Regions from separate parts of the Homo sapiens genome. Here region 1 is linked to region 2. A link is a loop called in an ENCODE intact Hi-C map of the cell type or tissue named here. Cell type or tissue: PC-3. All regions are shown on one strand. Each heading gives the region's core, and the rest is flanking DNA. Links, peaks and the distances in the headings are about the cores only.

The links. Hi-C counts contacts between places; a loop is a spot of excess contacts. Peaks named below come from ENCODE experiments on the same cell type or tissue, not always from the same donor. Only the 100,000 strongest peaks of a DNase experiment are listed, where the experiment ranks them.
Region 1: it touches region 2 in a loop (10-fold over the local background); 4 of 110 quality-filtered maps call a loop at or near these places.

The regions. Positions count from the first base shown.
Region 1 is chr3:138,489,015-138,499,861 of GRCh38, reverse strand. It overlaps CEP70 (centrosomal protein 70), which reads left to right. Exons shown (of 18, transcript NM_024491.4): 17 at 1,752-1,831; 18 at 4,786-5,518. The coding sequence ends at 4,847. Among named protein-coding and RNA genes, the nearest start is that of ESYT3, 60 kb to the right of the region's middle. In PC-3, for the core only: no CTCF peak of the experiment used is centred there; DNase peaks (open chromatin) are centred at 5,341 and 5,461; H3K27ac peaks cover 2,397 bases.
Region 2 is chr3:138,917,385-138,928,231 of GRCh38, reverse strand. No RefSeq gene overlaps it. Among named protein-coding and RNA genes, the nearest start is that of LINC01391, 21 kb to the left of the region's middle. RefSeq lists an enhancer at 4,678-4,727. In PC-3, for the core only: CTCF peaks have their summits at 4,596 (motif pointing right) and 5,595 (motif pointing right); DNase peaks (open chromatin) are centred at 4,601 and 6,231; H3K4me3 peaks cover 1,025 bases; H3K27ac peaks cover 1,156 bases.

The sequences.
Region 1 (10,847 bases), core at 3,827-7,826, 430 kb after region 2:
GCATCTTTTGTGTGTGTGTGTGACTGTAAGCACACGCCACCACGCCCAGCTAATTTGTGTGTGTGTGTGTGTGTGTGTAGAGAGAGAGATAGAGACAAGGTTGCACCATGTTGCCCAGACCAGTCTCAAATTCCTGGGCTCAAGTGATCCGCCTGCCTTGGCCTCCCAAAGTGCTGGGATTACAGGTGTGAGCTACCATGCCCAGCCTTGGAATAGCATCTTTTAAGTAACTTGACAATCTAAGATAATCTCAAACCCTTAGGGATGGAGGAAATGCCAAATATTTTCAAGATAAAAATAGATTGTAAGGCCTATAAAGAAGGTCAGGTACTCTTCAGCATAAGCCTGTTTTCAGGAAATATTATATATGGAGAAATTCAAACCTTGTTAGCAACATCATGTAAGTTCTGATTATATCAATAAGTTCTATTTTTAGGACACTACCATAGACCACTGAATAATCATTAATAGTATATTTATTTGATTAGAAGATAAATGTTGAGGAGTTTTTAAAAGACTAGGCATCTATAACATAAAAGCTGGTATTTTTAGAAAATATCAAGACATTGTAGCTATAGTTAAAGCAACTTTCCCCACACCTGACCCCCAATTTTATATTACAGCATATGTGAAGGGAAACACACAATATATACCACATAAACCATATGTTTTGCAAGTTTTCCTAGAAGAACCCTTACATAATCTGACACTTGGTGCTTTTAAAAGGAACATATATCTTGCTATTGGCCTATTTCTTCCTTCCCACAGTTTTACTGACTACTGATTTTTTTTCTTTTTTTCTTTTCTTTTTTTTTTGAGACAGAGTCTCACTCTGTTGCCCAGGCTGGAGTGCAGTGGCTCAGTCTCAGCTCACTGCAACCTCCGCCTCCCAGGTTCAAGCAATTCTCATGCCTCAGCCTCCTGAGTGGCTGGGGTTACAGGCATGCGCTACCACACCCAGCTAATTTTTGTACTTTAGTAGACGTGGGGTTTCACCATGTTGGCCAGGCTAGTCTCGAACTCCTGACCTCAAGTGATCCTCCTGCCTTGGCCTCCAAAGTGCTGGGATTACAGGCATGAGCCACTGTGCCCAGCCTGATATTTTTTCTTAATGTTTAATAGGATACTGGGTGTAAAAGCCAATTATTTTTAGAAAATGCTGTAAAAGCATGATCTAAGAAGCCTTGAGCTTAATGGGAAATTTGCCATGTTAAGAATGTTGTATATTGGCTGGGCGTGGTAGCTCACGCCTGTAATCCCAGCACTTTGGGAGGCCGAGGTGGGCGGATCACGAGGTCAGGAGATTGAGACCATCCTGGCTAACACGGTGAAACCCCGTCTCTACTAAAAATACAAAAAATTAGTCGGGCGTAGTGGCAGGCACTACAGGAGGCTACTCGAGAGGCTGAGGCAGGAGAATGGCGTGAACCCGGGAGGCGGAGCTTGCAGTGAGCCGAGACAGCGCCACTGCACTCCAGTCTGGGTGACAGAGCAAGACTCTGTCTCAAAAAAAAAAAAAAAAAGAATGTTATATATGAATTTAACAAATTTTACATTGATATTGAAATGCTTTTTTAAGAAAAGTGATATTGGATTAACAAAAAGCTCAGAAAGAAAAGACTGTAGTAAATGATCATTAAGTTTATATTTAAATTAGCAATATAGTTTCTATTTTGAAAATGTTCTGTTTGCAATCAGATGCAAGAACCCAAAGTTAGAAATCAGGTTTAAATTGTGCATTTTTTAAACAGCATTATCTACAAATTGGAAGAACACGAGGAATTTTTCCCAGCATTTCAGGCATTTACTAATGATCTACTTGAAATCTTAGGTAAGATCTCTGGTGGTGATGGTGAAATTTTGAGTCTTAAAATGTCAGTGCATTTAAGAAAAGGGTGTTCCTTGGTCACTGGATTAGTATTTTTACCTAGTGGTTGGAAACCACTAACAGTTCTGGAAACACATTCCTTACAAGCAGTTAGAGTTTGTTTGGATTAGTCCATAGAACAGAAACACAGACCCTTAACAGCAATAGGAACTACCTTTGTTGGAGGACCTTATCATGAGAGATGGCATCATTCTGTCCATGCCTAGTTTAACCCTGGCTCTGTCATTGTCTAATGAGAAATATTCTTAGGATTTATGATCTTAGAAGGTCCTTCCTCCCTCCTTTTTTTTTCTTAAGATACCACCTATCTACAAAATTTTTTAAATATACAAATAATATTTCCTCTCTGGTTATATGAAGTAACATAAAGTCATAAATATCTGTGGAAAGGAAAAGATGAAATATTACACTTATACTGAGGGTCAGATTGAGGGCTTCATTAGTAGTAGTGTCTCCTAAAAGGAAAAAATTTGCTTAGGACTCATAAGGCAAAATAGAGACCTTATCTAGTTTAAATATAATTACATATGGCTATAAAATTATTTATCTTACTATTAAGAATGATTTTTAAAGTTTTAAAGTGATGTATTCACCAGTGAATTTTTTCTGTATAGCTCATTTGAAAGATTTTTTTTTTTTTTTAAAGAATGGCTCTTTGCTTTTAGAAGAGGAGATGAAGCTTGGTATGAAAATAAGGGAATGAGTCAATGAAAACTTGATAAGAAGAATAAGTGAAAGAAGTATCTAATTAGAATATATAGCCTACTGAACATAAAGGAAGTTTTGTGACCAGTCTTATGTGCAGTGGGGAAGCAAGGGAGACAATGAGTGAGCTTGCTTTAGGCTTGTCCTCATGTTTAAAAAGATCACAGCAAGTGAAAATGTAATTTGAAAGTTAAACTTGAGATGAGGTATGAAACTGTATAAGTGTGTTGTCTGATATCCTGAAGAGCCTGGTTTCATAGAATAATATGATTCTTGCTTTGGGATTGCTATTAACTTAAGCAGTGATGTTCTCATCATTCATAAATATTTGGCACATTAATAAACATATTTTAATAGGGTGTGCTGGTAACACTTATTTCAGAATGCTTCTATAGAAACTTCCTTTCAGATATTATGACACTCAGCATGGTTCATAAAGATCATTTGCTTCAGAAAGCCAGGTTTCTCTGGAGATGAATTCTGTAATTTGGTCAAAGTTGAAGTTCTGGTGTTAAACATTAACATTGGGAAAGTTAAATCTGGCAAACATGACAGTTTTTTTAATTAATAGGTGTCACTAAGCATGTAGGTGCAGGGTGGCATACTGAGTAACAGACATGGAGAGTACCTTTAGTGAGTAAAAAAACAATCCATTCTTTTTCTCATGTAAATGGTGTGATTGACTGAGGAAATTCCCATATCGGCCAAGGTCCTTTGCTGTGAGGTTCATTTGTAAGGCAGGTTTCTCACTTAATGAGAAAACAGGTGTAATTTCAGAATGGGCAGGGGGCGGAGTCAGGGAATACCTTGATCTTGTACCTTACCACAATGTAAGGGAATTGTAAACAAATTCTCTGTTGTAGGTTTGCTTATATTGTTTCTGTTCCCATATCTTGATGCTTTGTTAGTGGGTTCAGACAAGTATTCTGACTGAAGTCGGGAGCTTAAAAGAACTAAATGAATAGTAGGAGAGCATGGGCTATGTGTGTAGGCTAAGTGAAGAGCAACCAAGATCCAGCTACACAATGGAGAGAGTTGGAATCCAAGAAAGCATGCTTTATGTAAGGGAACGCGTTTATTAATGATGGCTTAACAGAATAAGCTAGAAAAAAGTGTGGGTATCTAGAGAACCTGCCATTGTGGCTTACCTTAAGTAGGGCTGGGATCTGGATAATGAGAAAAAGGATTTTGCTCCTTTGGTGGCCAGGAGCTTCAGAGAGTGAATTCTAACTTAGGCTGGTTGGAATAAGATAGTCTTAGGAAGAAAAATCAAATTCAGAAAGAGCCTGTCAAAAAAGAGCCTGGATTGGTTTATCTGGTAAGCTGGACCAGGCTAAGCTCTATAATATATTGTACTTGAGGTTTGTACACTCGATGAGGCTATCTTTTTGATTAGGCAGATAATTGTTTTTTTTGAGACATAGTCTTGCTCTCTGTCACCCAGGCCAGAGTGCAGTGACGCAATCTCAGCTCACTGCAACCTCTGCCTCTGGGGTTCAAGCAATTCTCCTGCCTCAACTTCCCAAGTAGCTGGGATTACAGGTGCCCACTACCACACCCAGCTAATTTTTGTATTTTTAGTAGAGGTGGGTTTTCACCGTGTTGGCCAGGCTGGTCTTAAACTCCTGACCTCAGATGATCTTCCCGTCTCGGCCTCCCAAAGTGCTGGGATTATAGGCATGAGCCACTGCACCCAGCTGGCAGATACCTTTCATCTTAGAGTGATCCACTACTAAGAAATCTTCCCAAGAAAATTAAAGAGGACAAGACTGTTCTATGAGAAGAAATTCCTAAGTCCTCACGTGGAGACCTAGGGAGGAGACGCCTCTACCTGGGATTTCATCATGTAGATGCACCCGTGTAGTGATACAGATCTAATGAGACACTAACATATCACACATGTGGGCAGTTGGATCTGTTAATAAGGACATGCTGCTAATGAAGTTAATACTAGAATCAGAGGGTACTTGTGGGTATGTGGTAACTTATATAAACAGAGCCCCTGTGAAGCATCTGTATCCGAATCAGTGATAATCTATCATCACTATCGGAGAAAAACTTCATGTGCACAAAAGCACCAGTATTATTGCCTTTATGTTTGGGGTTTGCCTTTGCATATAGGTTCTTGTTTCATGTGAGTTTACCACTAGAAAAAGTTACTCTCTTTTATTATTACTGTTTTTGTATTACAGAAATTGATGACTTGGATGCCATTGTACCTGCAGTAAAGAAATTAAAAGTACTTTCATACTGAAAACAAATCAAATCATTTTTACTGTGTAAATTGTATTCTTAACATTTTGTATTTTGTAGGATTGATCTTATTTTGAGACAAGGGTTGTAAAATGTATTTGCTCTCAGAATTCATCCCCTTCTTAGTATTAGGTCATTCTTCATCTGTATAATTTTTATTAACTTTGAGATTCTTATACAGAAAATAGTTGCAAGGGTAAGGTAATTAACTTTAGATCCCTTCATTTCTAAAGCAATTATTGAGTGCTTAAAATTTAAGGTTGTTTTAGAGTGGAGTTTGTGAGTAAAAGAGGAGCCCAGGGAGACAGATTGCAAGTAGTAGGTTGCAATCTTTTAGATTCAGCTTGTAATAATCTTTGAGCCACACCAAAAGGAATGCCAAGGGCTCTCTAAATTTAGCCAGTAGGAAGCTACTGCTCTCCTGGCAAGGATTAATTGGCACATTCTGTTAAGATATCCCTCATGACAGTTGCCCTTTCAAAGCAGGAGGAAGAAAAGGAAGAAAGAAAAACTGTTTCATCATTTCTGTTAGGGTAGGAAATGAATCATAGGGTAAAATGGATGAGTAGATAGAAGTCTCTCATTTAAAAAGTGTCTTTTGCAATCTTGATGTAATGCACTTTTTATAAGGACTTGAGATCTCAAATAAAATTTCTGTAAAGAATTTCCAAACATAAGTGTCCTCAGTGATGCTTGTATATTACTGACAAATAATGAGTCATATTCTCTTCCTAGGCTGAACCTTCCTTGGGCAACTTGTACATCCTTGCTGCATTTTATGTAAGAGTACTTTACTTGCTGCCTTCTGTTTATTCTGTATTCTCAATATGCAGTCACGTTTTCTTAAGGGTCAGCGTTCTGCCTCATACCCATAAGTACAAGTCACTTTGGACTATTCTTCCCCACTTTTATAAGCAGCAGGTCTAGGAAGATTTCTCTGTCATTCTTGTTGGTGGGCATATAGAATATTATAACACATTTCCAGGAAGCAGCATGGTGGAATGGTGAGTAAATGTCAGCAAACAAGCATCCACATCCTTGGTGTTATGACCTTAGGGATCAGACGTAAGATAATAGGCTCCTTCTAGATTTAAAATTCTTTGTCATGATAGCCTGCAGTTACATTTCTAAACACTAACTTACAATTTGTGGAAGACCTTGTGTCTTGAGGGTTGGGTACAAAAAGCATTTGGATATTCAATAATGTAAATACTATGAATTGATTAAATTATTCCAAGAAATTGATGGCAGGGCAAGATGGCAGAATAGAAGCCTACACTATTGATTCCCACTGCAGGAACACCAACTTTTAACAACTATCTACACACAGAAAAGCACCATCACAAGAACCAAAAATCAGGTGAGCAATCACAGTATTGGTTTTAACTTCATATTGCTGAAAGAGGCATTGAAGAGGGTTAGAGAGATAGCTTTGAATCACTGATGCCACCCCTCCCTGACCCCCTGGCAGTGGCTGCACTGTGGGGTCTGAGTCTGTGTGCTTGGGGGAGGGAGAGCACAGCAACTGGGGCACTTCACATTGAACTCAGTGCTGCCTTGTCATAGTGGAGAGTAAAGCCATGCTGGGCTAAGCCAGCGCAAATGCATGGAGGGAGCATTTGGACCAGACCTAGCCAGAGTGGAATTGTCCATTCCAGCTATCAGAACTTGAGTTTCTTGGCAAGCCTTGCCACCGTGGGCCAAAGTGCTCTGGGGTCCTAGGTAAACTTGAAAGGCAGTCTAGGACACAAAGATTACAGTTAATTCCTAGGCATCTCCTAGTGCTGGATGGGCTCAGAGCCGGAGGACTAGGGTGACACATGACTTAGGGAGACACCAGCCAGTGCAGCTAAGGGAGTTCTTGCACCACTCCTCCCCCAACCCCAGGCAGGCAGCAATGAAAGTGACTCCTTGCTTCTGCTTAAGGAAAGGAAAGCAAAGAGTAAAGAGGACTTTGCCTTGCATCTTGGATACCAGCTTAGCCACAGTAGGTTAGGGCACTGGGTAGAGTCGCAAGGCCCCCATTCCAGCCCCTAGCTCATGAACACTTCTAGGCACACCTTGGGTCAATAGGGAAGCCACTGCCTTGAAGGGCAGGACCTTGTTCTGGCAGGATTCATCACCTACTGACTAAAGAGTCCTTGGGCTGTGAATTACTAGCAGCAATACCCAGATAGTATGCTGTGGGCCTTGGGCTCTGAGACATGCTGACTTCAGGTGTGACCTAGCACATTCCCAACTGTGGTGGCTATGATGAAAAACTCCTCTTGTTTGAGAAAAGCAGAGGGAAAAGTAAAGGGGACTTTGTCTTTTCATCTTAGGTACCAGCTCAGCCACAATAGAGCTTTTGGGGTCCCTGAGGCTTTTGGGGTCCCTGAATCCAAGCCTAGTCTCTTGGACAGCATTTCTGGACCCTGCCCTGGGTGCCCACTGCCCTTCAGGGTGAGTCCCAGGCCTGGCAGCATTCACCACAAGCTGGCTGAGGAGCCTTTGGGCTTTAAGTGAACATCGGTGGTGGCCTAGCAGAACCTCCTGTGTGCCAGTGGTAGTGGTGGCCACAGAGAGAAGCCCCTCTGCCAGAGGAAAGGGGAAGGAAGAGCAGGAAGGACTTCATATTGTGATTTGAGTGCCAATTTGGCCACAGTAGAATAGAACATCAGGCAAAATTGTATGGTTTTTGACTCTAATCCCTGGCTCCCAGACAGCATCTCTGTACTTGCCCAGGGCCTGGGGAAACCTGACACCCTGAAGGGAAAGACACAAACTTAGTTGGCTTTGCCACCTGCTGATTGTAGAACTCTAGGGCCTTGAGTGAATGTAGGTGGTGGTCAAGTAGTGGTTATGGTGGGCCGTGGGCAAGACCAAGTGCTATGCTGGCTTCAGGTCTGATCCAATGCAGTCCCAGTGGTGGTGGCCATAGTGGGAGAGAGAGAGAGGTAGGTGGTGGTCAAGTAGTGGTTACAGCAGGCCTTGGGCAAGACCCAGTGCTGTGCTGGCTTCAGGTCTAATCCAATGCAGTCCCATTGGTGGTGGCCATGGTGGGGCAGGGTGGCGGTGGGGGGTGGCTGGGAGAGATCAACAGTAGAGTTTTTATTTTATTTTTGCTTGTTTATGCAATCAGTGTTGTCATCAGTTTAAAATAATGAATTATAACTTGCAGTAAGCCTTTCAGTAACCTCAAATCTAAAAATATACAATGGATTAAAAAAATATAAAAAACAAGAAATTAAATCATACCACCAGAGAAAACCACCTTCACTAAAAGAAAGACAGGGAGGCAGGAAAGAGGGAAAAGAAGACTACAAAACAACCAGAAAACAACAAAATGGCAGGAGTAAGTCCCTACTTATCAGTAATAACATTGAAGGTAAATGGACTAAACTCTACAATCAAAATACAAAGAGTGGCTGAATGGATGAAGAAACAAGACCCAATGATCTATTGCTTGCAAGAAACACATTTAGCCTATAAAGATGCATATAGACTGAAAACAAAGGGATAGAAAAAGATATTCCATGCTATTAGAAACAAATAAAGCAGGAGTAGCTATAATTATATTAGACAAAATAGATTTCAAGGCAAACACTGTAAGAGACAAAAAGGTCATTATATAATGATAAAGGGGTCAATCCAGCAACACGATAGGCTTATAAATACTTATGCTAATACTGGAGCATGCAGATATGTAAACTAAATATTATTAGAGCTAAAGAGAGAGATCCCAATACAATAACAGCTGGCATCTTCACCACACCACTTTCAGCATCAGACAGATCTTCCAGGCAGAAACTCAACAAAGAAACATCAGATTTAATCTGCACTGTGGGACAAATGAATCTAATAGATATTTACCAAACATTTCATCCAAAGGCTGAGGAATACTGAAAATTATTCTCCTCAGCACATGAATCATTATCAAGGATAGAGCATATGTTATGTCACAAAACAAGTCTTAAAACATTCAAAACATTGAAATAATAACAAGCATCTTCTCTGACCACAATGGATTAAAAGTAGAAATCAATAGGAATCTTGGAAACTATACAAACACATAGACATTAAACAGTATGTCCCTGAATGACCAGTGGGTGAATGAAGAAACTAAGAAGTAAATTGAAAATTTTCTTGAAACACATCTCAAAACCTATGAGATACAGCAAAAACAGTAGTATGTATGATAGGAATTTATAGCTATACATGCCTACATCAAAAAATAAGAAAAACTTCAAATAACCTAATGATGCATCTTCACTCTTTTCCCATTTGCCCTGAGAATACTTGCCAGGGGTCCTTACAGCTGCAGTGTTTACCTTAAGATAACTTTGCCATGAAATAGCTCATTTTTATTATTTTCACATTGCTGTAATATATTTACTTTGGAAACAAAATATATCATTCTATTTATAACAGTCTGTTTTTAGTAGTGGTATTTCCATTTACAAAATGCAGTAATTGTCAGTTGCTGAAATTGTCAAATCCTAGAAAATGTAGCATTCCTACAGGTGATGTTAAGGTCATTCTCAAACAGGTGTTGGCTGAAGATTCATTTGACGAATCTGATTTTTCTGAAATAGATGATTCTTATGATTCCAATGATTCTGACGTTAGTTTTGTTTAGAAATAACTACAAGAACAGTTTTTATATTTTATTTTCACATTGAAAATCAGATTTGCCTCAGCCTCAAAGAGCATGTTTACGTAAAATGGAATGAGCACTGGCAGCGAGCTGCACTTTTTTTTTTTTTCTAAACAGGAAAAGGTTAAAGAACTAGAAGAGCAAGAGCAAACTGAGCCCAAAATTTGTAGAAAAATAATAAAGATAAACACAGGAATATATGAATTAGAAATGAAGAAAACAATACAAAAAATCAATGAAACAAAAGTTGGTTTTTTGAAAACAAAGAAAATTGACAAAACCTTTAGTCAGACTAACAAAGGAAGACTCAAATAAAATCAGAGATGATAAAAGACATTACAACTGATACTGCAGAAATTTAAAGGATTATTAGTGGCTACTGTGAACAACTATATGCCAATAAATTGGAAAATCTAGAGGAAATGGATAAATTCCTAGACCCATAAAACCTCCCAAGATTGACCCATGAACATGAAATCCAAAACCTGAACAAACCAGTACAAGTAATGAGATCTGAGCTGTAATAAGTCTCCCAGTAAAGCCTGAGAACCAATGGCTTCACTGCTGAATTCTACCAAACATTTAAAGAAGAACTAATACTAATTCTACTCAAATTATTCTGAAGAATGGAGGAGAAGGGAATACTTCCAACCTCATTCTGTGAGGCCAGTATTACCCTGATAGCAAAACCAAAGACACATCAAAAGAAAACTAGGCCAGGTGTGGTGGCTTCACACCTGTAATCCCAGCACTTTGGGAGGCTGAGGCAGGTGGATCACTTGAAGTCAGGAGTTTGAGACTAGTCTGGCCATCATGGGGAAACCCTGTCTCTACAAAAAATGCAAAAATTAGCCAGGCATGGTGGTGTGCACCTGTAGGCCCAGCTACTCGGGAGGCTTAGGTGGCAAAAAAAAAAAAAAAAAAAAAAAACTACAGGCCAGTATCTCTGATGAATATTGATGGAAAAATCCTCAACAATATCTAGCAAACTAAACAACAGATTAAAAAGATCATTCATCATGATGAAGTAGGATTTATCCCAGGGATGCAAGGAAGATTCAACATAAGCAAATCAATCAATGTGATACATCATAGCAACAGAATGAAGGGCAAAAACCATATGATCATTTCAATTGATACTGAAGAAGCATTTGATAAAGTTCAAAATCCCTGCATGATTAAAAAGAAAACCCTCAAAACATTGCGTGTAGAAGGAACATACCTCAACATAATAAAAGCCATATATGACAAACTCACAGCTAGTATCATACTGAAAGGGGAAAAACTGAAAGCCATTTCTCTAAGATCTGGAACACAACAAGGTTGCCCGCTGTTTTTCAAAATAGTAGTAGAAGTCCCAGCTAG
Region 2 (10,847 bases), core at 2,892-6,891:
GGAGAAATAGGCAGACCCCTGCAACCACCAGAGCAAAGAATGTTACACAAAAGGCCCCATTGTTCGGGTCAAATTTCACACTTATTTTCTTTGATTTTATTAAATGTTTTATTGCACAAACAATATTGTAGTAATCATGGAAACTCGAAATTCAGATGGAAAGCCAATAACCATCCAACGTCTAACCACTAACAAAGCAATTCTTTTCATTTTTCCATATTGGTACACAATTCCCAGCTGTTTAACAACTGTATGACATATTATATGTCATACATATGTATATGTATAACATATTCAGCCACATGGATGTGGCCCAATTTATTTAATTCCTACATTTAGGATGTTTCCAGGTTGTTCACTACTATCAAAGGGAAACATTGCAATGGGCATTTGGAGATTTGTTTCTTTCCTTTATTTATTGAGGAATGCACATTATTTTAATAACTTTTATGTGATTAAATAGGCAATAGATATTTTTTGCAGGGAATTTGAAAAATTCAGATCATAAAAATCAGCCATAATCCCAAATGCCCTTTTGCTCATTAAGCTTTTCTCACCTCTGGGCTGGGCACAGTGGCTCATACCTATAATCCTAGAGCTTTGGGAGGCCAAGGTGGAAGGATTGCTTGAGGCCAGGAATTCACAAGTAGCCGGGGCAACATAGCAAGACCTGTCTCTACAGAAAAAAAAAAATTAATTAGTCGGGCATGGTGGCACATGCCTGTAGTCCTAGCTATTCAAGAGGATTCCTTGAGCCCAGGAGGTCAAGGCTGCAGTGAGCTATAATCGTGCCACTGTACTCCAGCCTGGGTGACAGAGCAAGACTCTGTCTCTAAAAATAAATAAATAAATAAAGCTTTTCTCACCTCTGAACTCTTACAGCACATGTTCTCTTTACCCCCATGATTTGACTCAGTTGTTTTCATCAGGTCTTACTTTGCGTTTCATGGCTGTTTGTCTTTTCCATACTCCTTAATTGTAATATTATTGAAGGCAAAAACCATGCCTTTTTCATCTGGAAATAACCATGATAGCTAGCTTTTATTTGGTGCCTATTCTATGCCAGCCATGATACATTATCTCACTTAGTTCCCACAAACTATATTTCCTTTTAATATGTAAGGAAAGTGAGACTGAGCAAGATTAAATAACTTGTGCAGGGCCCCCAGCCAGTAAATAGCACAGGGACAGAGGCCAACTCCACATTCTAACTGGGATCTTGCCACTGTAGGGATGTAAAGTAGAACTGTATTAGACAGATGACCTCTAAAATTTCCTGTGATTCATGACAATATTAATCTAGCTGTGGTTTAATAACCTGCTATATCTGCATCAATTACAATACAATACTGTGGGATTTTATTTTAAAAGGAATGTAAATAATGAGGGCTTTATTATCTCACAATAAAGAAGACAGAGATTACTGGCTGTAGGCTATAGGTACAGTCACTCTAAAACTTGGGCACAAGCCCTGCTACTTGTATCTTTTACCTCTGTGGACTGTAACAGACATCACATTCAGAATTTATTTTTCTTTTTTTTTTTTGAGACAGAGTCTCCCTAGAGTAAGACCCAGGCTGGAGTGCATTGGCCAAATATTGGCTCATTGCAAGCTCTGCCTCCTGATTTCAAGCCGTTCTCATGTCTCAGCCTCCCAAGTAGTTGGGATTTTGGGATTACAGGCATATGCCACCATGCCCAGCTAATTTTTCGTGTGTTTGTGTGTGTGTGTGTGTGTGTGTGTGCGCGTGCATTTAGCAGGAATGGGGTTTCACCATGTTGTCCGGGCTGCTCTCGAACTCCTGACTTCAAGTGATCCACCTGCCTTCAGCCTCCCAAAGTGCTGGGATTACAGGTGTGAGCCACTGCACCTGGCCCACATTTAAAATTTAAAAAAAGAAAGAAAGAAAGAAAGAAAAATTCTGATGGGAAAAGGAGCCATTTCTTCCAGACTCTTTCTTAGAAGTCTGATCCACTCTCCCTGAATCCCTCAGTAGAGTTCCCTATTCATCTCATGGGCCAGGACTGAGTCTGTTACATGCTGGTTCCTAAACCAACTGTTGGCAAAAGAATGAGACCACCATGGCTGACTCAGATAACTGGGATCTGCCTAAGAGTAGAGGCCAAGGTCTCTATGATTTTGTTGTTGTTGTCGCATACTCTGCTTATGTAATTTTTTTTCTTTTTTGAGACAGGGTCTCACTCTGTTGCCCAGGCTGGAAGGCAGTGGCACAATCATAGCTCGCTGCAGCCTCGAACTTCTGAGCTCAAGCGATCCTCCTGCCTTGGCCCCCCAAAGTGCTAGGACTACAGATGTGAGCCACTGCACATGGCCCTATGTAATATTTGAGTTACTTATATCCTTGAACAAAATCAGAGTTCCCTGACAAGGAAGAGAGGATGAAATGGCTGATAGGGAGACAGATAATACTATAATCTTAAAATAAAAAAAAGTACCAGCTGGGCACAGTGGCTCATGCCTGTAATCCCATCACCTTGGGAGGACAAAGTGGGAGGATCACTTGAGTCCAGGAGTTAGAGACCAGCCTGGGCAACGTGGCAAAACCACATCTCTACAAAAAAATTAACCGCTGTGGTGGTGCATGCCTGTGGTCCCAACTATTTGGAAGGCTGAGGTGGGAAGATCACCTGAACCTGGGAGGCGAAAGTTGAAGTGAGCTGAGACCTCACCACCACTGCACTCCAGCCTGAGAGATAGAGACCCTGTCAAAATTAAAAAAAAAAAAAAGGTACAGAAATAATGAATATATGTGAGCTACAAGTTAAGCAGTCTGAATATTTCCTTCTCTCACTTGGAATATTATTACTCATCTTTATTTATTTATTTATTTTTGCAATGGAGTCTCGCTCTGCCACCCAGGCTGGAGTGCAAGAGCGCTACCTTGGCCCACTGCAACCTCTGCGTCCTGGGTTCAAGTGATTCTTCTGCCTCAGCCTCCTGAGTAGCTGGGATTACAGGTGCCCACCACCATACCTGGCTAATTTTTGTATTTTTACTAGAGATGGGGTTTCACCATGTTGGCCAGCTGGTCTCGAACTCCTGACCTCAGGTGATCTGCCCGCCTCAGCCTCCCAAAGTGCTGGGATTACAGGCGTGAGCCGCCGCACCCAGCCTATTGCTTATCTTTAAGTCAGTCTATAGTTGTAAATAAATCAGCTAGATTTAACTGGGTGTTTGTGTTTTAAACTACAAAGTTTTGCAGGATAAAGAAAAAGGAACTCAATGTATGGTCTTGAGACTGGACTGCCAATGGGATCAGAGGTCTCTCTGTCTCTCAGCAGCCCTGTCTCTCTCTCCTGGACTGCATGATCTTTCCCAAGACCTCCCTGCTTCTTTTGCATGTCCCCCTGTTCTCTGCTGAATTGACCACTCCCTCCTGGATTTGTTATACATATGGCCACTGAGGACCCTCCAGCCCCTACTCCTTCTACAAATTGAAAACCTCTCTTGGAAATTCTTAATTCCAATCTCCAAGGGACAAACTACTTGAGGCTACTCATCCTGTCAAGACAAGTCACCTCAGAGGTTGCTGGCCTACCCAGTACCTGGAATGGTGGCCCTGGGGTCACAGGCCAGCCTTGGTCCAAGAAAGAGGACAGGGTCACTTGTCAGAAAACCTTACTGCTGAACACCTCCCGGGTTCAAGTGATTCTCCTGCCTCAGCCTCTGGAGTAGCTGGGACTACAGGCGTGTGCCACCACACCCAGCTAATTTTTGTATTTTTAGTACAGACGGGGTTTCACCATGTTGGCTAGAGTGGTCTCAAACTCCTGACCTCAGGTGATCCACCCGCCTCGGCCTCCCAAAGTGCTAGGATCACAGGCGTGAGCCACCGCACCCAGCCAGAGAGGAAGTGTATTTGTATATTTCACCCTGTCTTTCACAGGGGTTGTTTCAATGGCAAGCAAGTGAATTGAGCCAAAGAGACCCAATTGCAGAACTTTTGTAGGGACTGAAGGCAAAGAGAAGCTTCTTTCCACTAAGATTGATAGCTGTGGGGAAGAAATAAGCCCAAAACTTTAGAGAGCACCCAAGTGGAGAAAGCCTGCATGGGAGTAAAGCCAGCACAAAGGAAAGCAGAACAGACAGGAGTAAGACTGCGCTCTGACCACGCTGTTCAAGCTCCTGGATCCAGTTATACCTGAAGACTTGCCATGAGTTTTCAGTGACAAACCAATACACTTTCTTTCTTTCTTTTTATTTATTTATTTATTTATTGGAATTGTAAACAACTTAAGCTGAGTTTCCGTCATCTGCAATTGGAAGACTCCTAATACACTGGGCCTGTGTTACGGAGAAAAAAGCCACAGGCTGAGGCAGAAGAGTCCTCCTCAAGAAGGATCCCAAGAGTCCCAGGACCACAGGCAGCACTGCCTCCATGCCCAGGTCACAAGGTGCAACTCAGATCAGGGGAGGAGTGCTGGGGTGACAGCCTGGCTGCGAGGGACCACACAACTGTGTGGACCCTCTGGATCCTCGAGGACTGCAGCTTTGAGTGGCTGTCAGATGCACCCTGGGCAAGAACGTAACTCACAGCCATCACAGGCGTATAAAGCAATGGCAGAGTCACCACCCTCCACAAGGGGGCAGTGTGGTCCAAAGTGGAAGTAGGTGAGAGAAAAGCTTGTTACTCAAGAAACATCCCCTGTGGACTCCTGGAAGCACCCAGAGGAAGGGCAGTTTTGCAGTGAGCTGAGATCTTGCATTCTGTAGATGGAAACTGAAGCTGCTGATGCCTGGGTTAGGGCTGGGGGCCCCTAGCACCCACAGACAAGAGAAGCTCAATAGTTCCTAGTTTCAATAATTTTTCCTGAAGATGCCCTGGGAAGATGGCAGGTGCTCAGAGGAGATGATCATAGGCTGTACCTGTGACCCAGGCACACCAGCATGGCATGAAATTGAAGAGACGCCAGGCCCCAAGGACATGCAGCCCTGGGAGCAAATAACGTGGTAATAATATCCGAAGACTGACGTCCCAAGACCCCTGACAATAGGCAGGATGGGGGCTTAGAGTCAGAAATTGGATCATTTAAAGAAGGCCACGTAGCTGGGCTTGGTGGCACACATCTGTAGTCCCAGCTATTTGGGAGGCTGAGGCAGAAGGATTACTTGAGCCCAGGAGGTCGAGGCTACAGTGAGCTACGATTGTGCCACCCTACTCCAGCCTGGGCAACAGAGCAAGAGCCTGTCTCTAAAAAATAAATAAATGAAAAAGGGGACCACAACTAATGCTGTTTGTTTCACACTTGAGTTTGTAAAGCAATAGTAAATTCTCTATATCAGGGGTAAATAATAAATTTTCTATATCAGGGGTCCCCAATCCCCGGGCCACCAACTGGTACGAGTCCATGGCCTGTTAGGAACCGGGCCGCACAGCAGGAGGTAAGTGTGGCAGGTTAGCCAGTGAAGTTTCATCTGTATTTACAGCTGCTCCGAATTACCACCTGAGCTCAACCTCCTGTCAGATCAGTGGCAGCATTAGATTCTCATAGGAGTGCGAACCCTATTGTGAACTGTGCATGTGAGGGATCTAAGTTGCCCACTCCTTATGAGAATCAATGCCTGATGATCTGTCACTGTATCCCATCACCACTAGATGGGACCGTCTAGTTACAGCAAAACAACCTCAGGGCTCCCACTGATTCTACATCACGGTGAGTCGTATAATTATTTCATTATATATTGCAATGTAATAATAATAGGAATAAAGTGCACAATAAATGTAATGCACTTGAATCATCCCAAAACCACCCCCCACCCCCATGAAAAATTGTCTTCCGTGAAACTGGTCCCTGGTGTCAAAAAGGTTGGGGACCACTGCTCTATATGTGGTCTCTGCCCTCTCCAGGGCAAGCTGTCAGGAAAGGGCCTGGTGTGTCTGAGGGGACTTGGGAAGGGAATCCCAGTAGCAGAGACATGCAGGAGCCCAGCTTCTCCATGTCCTGGACTCTCTATCTCAGAGTACATGGGGTAAGGTCTGTGGCATTTTCTCAAGCCCTGGATAGGACAGCCACAATTCAGCCATGTGACCTCTCTCCTGAGCATAAATACAAGCGGCCCAACTTGGAACCACTTAAGAAGCAGAAACCAAACCCCAGCGAGATGGAAAGCACTTCACGCATCATCCAGCTCAACCCCCTCAGGGAGCCAAAAAACAAAATAAAATAAAATAAAATAGGCTGGGGCCTTGCCCAAGGTGGCATAGTGAACTGGTGACTCAGCCAGGAGCCAAAGCCAGGCCTCCTGACCACAAGTCTGGAGCTCTGTACCCTGTGCTGCAGGCCCTCTCTCCTGATGAAAATCTCCACATTCCAGATGAGGAAAAGGAAAAGATTTCTGCACCCTGCGTTTATCTTCACATCTGGACTTCACACTCTGGAATTCAATAGTGAGAGCTCATCACTGTCATTTCCTTGGGATAATGCCTATTGCCCTGACCCATAAAGCTTCAGTCTTACTTATTGCCCCAAACCAGCCCTAGCCACTACTGAGTTAGATGGTAACAACAGTAGCAATCATTTATTGAGCATTGTATTCATCAGCATTCTCCAAAGAAACAGAAACAATAGGAGTTGGAGAAGGGCTTATTTTAAGGAATTAACTCCTGCGATTGCAGGGACTGGTAAATCCAAAATCTTATTTTTTTCCTTCCGACAAGATGGCCAAAATCCAAAACCTATAAGGCATGCGAACAAACAGGAAACTCCGGCAAGGGCCCACACTGCAATCCTGAGTCCAAAGGCAGTCTGGAAGCAAAACTCCTACCTCTTCAGGGACATCAGTCTTTTCTATTAAGGAGGGTAATCTGCTTTACTCAAAGTCTACTGATTTAAGGCCAGGCACAGTGGCTCACCCCTGTAATCCCAGCACTTTGGGAAGCTGAGGAGGGGCATCAATTGAGGTCAGGATTTCAAGACCAGCCTGGGCAACATGGCGAAACTCCATCTCTCCTGAAAATACAAAAAAAAAAAAAAAAAAAAAAAAAATTAGCTGGGTGTGGTGGTGCGTGCCTGTGATCCCAGCTACTCGGGAGGGTGAGGCAGGAGAATTGCTTGAACCCGGAAGCTGGTGGGTGAGCCGAGATTGCTCCACTGCACTCCAGCCTGGGCAACAGAGTGAGATTCTGTCCCGAAAAATAAAAATAAAAAATAAAATTAAAAAATTAAAATAAAAAATAAAATCTACTGATTTAAGTGTTAATCATAGCTTTAAAAAAATACCAGCCAGGTACAGTAGCTCACGCCTGTAATCCCAGCACTTTGGGAGGCTGAGGCGGGTGGATCACCTGAGGTCAGGAGTTCAAGACCAGCCTGGCCAACATGACAAAACCCCGTCTCCACTAAAAATACAAAAATTAAGGTCGGGCGCGGTGGCTCATGCCTGTAATCCCGGCACTTTGGGAGGCGCAGGCGGGCGGATCACAAGGTCAGGAGATCGAGACCATCCTGGCTAACACAGTGAAACCCCGCCTCTACTGAAAATACAAAAAATTAGCCAGGCGTGGTGGCGAGCGCCTATAGTCCCAGCTACTCGGGAGGCTGAGGCAGGAGAATGGCGTAAGAAAACCCGGGAGGCGGAGGTTGTAGTGAGCCTAGATCGTGCCACTGCACTCCAGCCTGAGCGAGACTCCGTCTCAAAAAAAAAAAAAAAGAAAATTAACAGGGCATGGTGGCGGGAGCCTGTAATCCCAGCTACTGGGGAGCCTGAGGCAGGAGAATCACTTGAACCTGGGAGGCGGAGGTTGCAGTGAGCTGAGATCGCGCCATTGCACTCCAGCCTGGGCAACAAGAGCAAAACTCCATCTCCAAAAAAAAAAAAAAAAAAAAAAAAAAAAACCTTCACAGTAACATTTAGGCTACTTGTTTGACCAAAAATCTGGATACCATAGCTTATCCTAATTGACACATGAAACCATCACAAGCATTCCTCTGTGCCAGGCATTCAGATCATCTCAACAGCATTTTGAGACAGCCGTCATTATCCCCATCTTACAGAAGATAAAACCAAGGGCTTAAGTCCAAGTCCACGGGAAGTTGCGGACTATATCTGGAATTCCAGTCTCCCCTCCTTCCTTGTCCATGACTTCCCCCATCTCACCACTGGCTCTCACTCGGTTGCAAGAGCCCAAAAAGTGTGTCTAGGCCACAGGTTCTCAGCCACTGACGCACATTACAATCACTGAGAAAAACTCATCACTGAGTTTTTCTCAGAGATGAAGCAAACCAACAAACAAAAACCAATGTTCAGACCCTACCCCCAGAGAGTCTGATTGAGCTGGTCAGAGGTGGGCCCCTGAGCATCAGTATTTTAAGCTCTCCCAGGTGCTTCTAATGTGCAGCAAGGCTGAGAACCATGGTTATAGAAGGTGGGACAATGCAAAGCATGGGTCCCTCATCTCTTTGGAGTAAAGATTGCCCAGCAGAAAATAACCACAACCTAAATGAAATCAAGTAGCTATAAAATAGCCTGTGGGAAAAACTAGCAAATATATTTCCTTTCTCAGCATGAAATTGGCCATTTCCCCTCTCATTTTTCAAGCAGTGTACAGTGAGTATTTCTTTCATTATTTGGAGATACAAAAGAGTGAAACTGAGTTTAATTCATGTGGGCAACAGGCATTTGGTGAGCACTTGCTGAGTGTTGGGCAGCCAGCAGTCAGATCTAATGTGGTTCCTGTCTTTAGCCAGCAAGCCACTGAGGGGGGCAGTAAAGCCCATGAAACAACGTGGGAAGTGCAACGACAGAAACTTGTCCCAAAGGTGCCAGAGCCCAGAGATGGCGACCAGCAACAGGCTGGGCAGGTGAAACACTGGGTTTGACACTGTGAAGCCTGTATTTTGAGAGACTCACAACCACAATGAATATCCCTCCCTTTGTTGTCGAGGCCTTGAGTACTCGAGGCAGCAACCCAACTGTGAAGGGAACCAGCCAGGTCTACCAGCAGATCCTTACCTATTCTACCAGTCCTTGGTGAAATGAGAGAAGCTTACATTTAGAAGCTCTTGGTATTAAAATATCCCTTCTTTTCTGAATTGATAATAGAATTTGGCTTTGCTAATAATGTCCTGATGTGCCAAATCAACAATTGACAAGTCTGTGTGGTTTGCCCAATACTCCATGGGCTCATGAACTCCAAAAACCTGGGAAGCACCACAGTAGACAATGGCCTGGGGCCTCACAAGAGCAGGAACCTCTGTGATCCTGGTTTATGAGCATAGACCTGTCCTCACTCTGTGTACCCCTGAGCTGCCTGAATAAACCACATGACATAGATTATCAGCTCTTTTCATTTTTTTTTTTTTTTTTTTGAGACGGAGTCTCACTCTGTCGCCCATGCCGGTGTGCACTGGCTCAATCTCGGCTCACTGCAAGCTCCGCCTCCCGGGTTCACGCCGTTCTCCTGTCTCAGCCTCCCAAGTAGCTGGGACTACAGGCGCGTGCCACCACACCCAGCTAATTTTCTGTATTCTTAGTAGAGACGGGGTTTGACTGTGTTAGCCAGGATGGGATTGTCAGCTCTTTGAAAGAAGACATCTATATGTTGGAGCATAATATCAGCAGAATTGTTGAAGTGGGCATTTTCAGGTGTTTATTAGGAACAAATAGGATATACATTCTATTTTATGAAATGAAATGTTCTAATAAAAAAATTTCTTAAGTAACAAAAAATGAACAAATATGATTTTGTACTATGTAAGGTAGAAAATAAAGACAGCAGGGCTGGGCTCAGTAGCTCCCGCCTGTAATCCCAGCATTTTGGGAGGCTGAGGCAGGCAGATCTCTTGAAGTCAGGAATTCAAGACCAGCCTGGCTAACACGGGGAAACCCTGTTTCCACTAAAAATGAAAATTAGCCTGGTGTGGTGGCACACATCTGTAATCCCAGCTACTTGGGAGGCTGTACCCGGGAGGTGGAGGTTGCAGTGAGCTGAGATCTTGGCACTGCACTCCAGCCTGGGCTACAGAGGAGACTGTCGAAGAAGAAGAAAGAAGAAGAAGAAGAGGGAGAGGGAGAGGGAGAGGGAGAAGGAGAAGGAGAAGGAGGAGGAGAAAGAGAAGGAGAAGACAGCCTAACTTTCCTATTACTGGAATCTGGACTTCTTGGACTGGACACCCCTGACCAAAGTGGGAAAGTGGACCACCAACCTTGGTTTCTGCCACCCCAGATCTGGGATACTGGCCCATCACTGATGTGACCCTTTGTAAGAAAATCAGATCAACTGAGAAGGGGGCATCCGTGTTATGAGTGGCTACTAATAAAACAAGGTATACCTAATACAAGCAAATAAAACTGGCCGGGCGCGGTGGGTCACACCTGTAATCCCAGCACTTTGGGAGGCCAAGGCAGGGATTACTTGAGCCCAGGAGTTCAAGATCAGCCTGAGGAACATGGCGAAACCTCATCTCTACAAAACAACAACAACAACAAAATTAGCTGGGTGTGGTGGTACCCACCTGTGGTCCCAGCTACTTGGGAGGCTGAGGTGGGAGGATCACCTGAACTCAGGAGGTGAAGGCTGCAGTGAGCCGAGATTACACCACTGCACTCCAGCCTGGGCGACAGAGTGAGACCATGTCTGAAAAAAAATAAGACGAAACAACAGGCAAACCTACTACAATAAAATAAAACTGGCCAGGCACAGTGGCTCACGCCTGTAATCCCAGCACTTTGGGAGGCAGAGCGGGGTGGATAGCTTGAGCCCAGGAGTTCAAGACCAGCCTGGTAAACATGGTGAAACCCCATCTCTACAAAAAAAAAAAAGAAAGAAAGAGAGAAAAAAAAAATTAGCCAATGCACGCCTGTAGTCCCAGCTATTCAGGAAGCT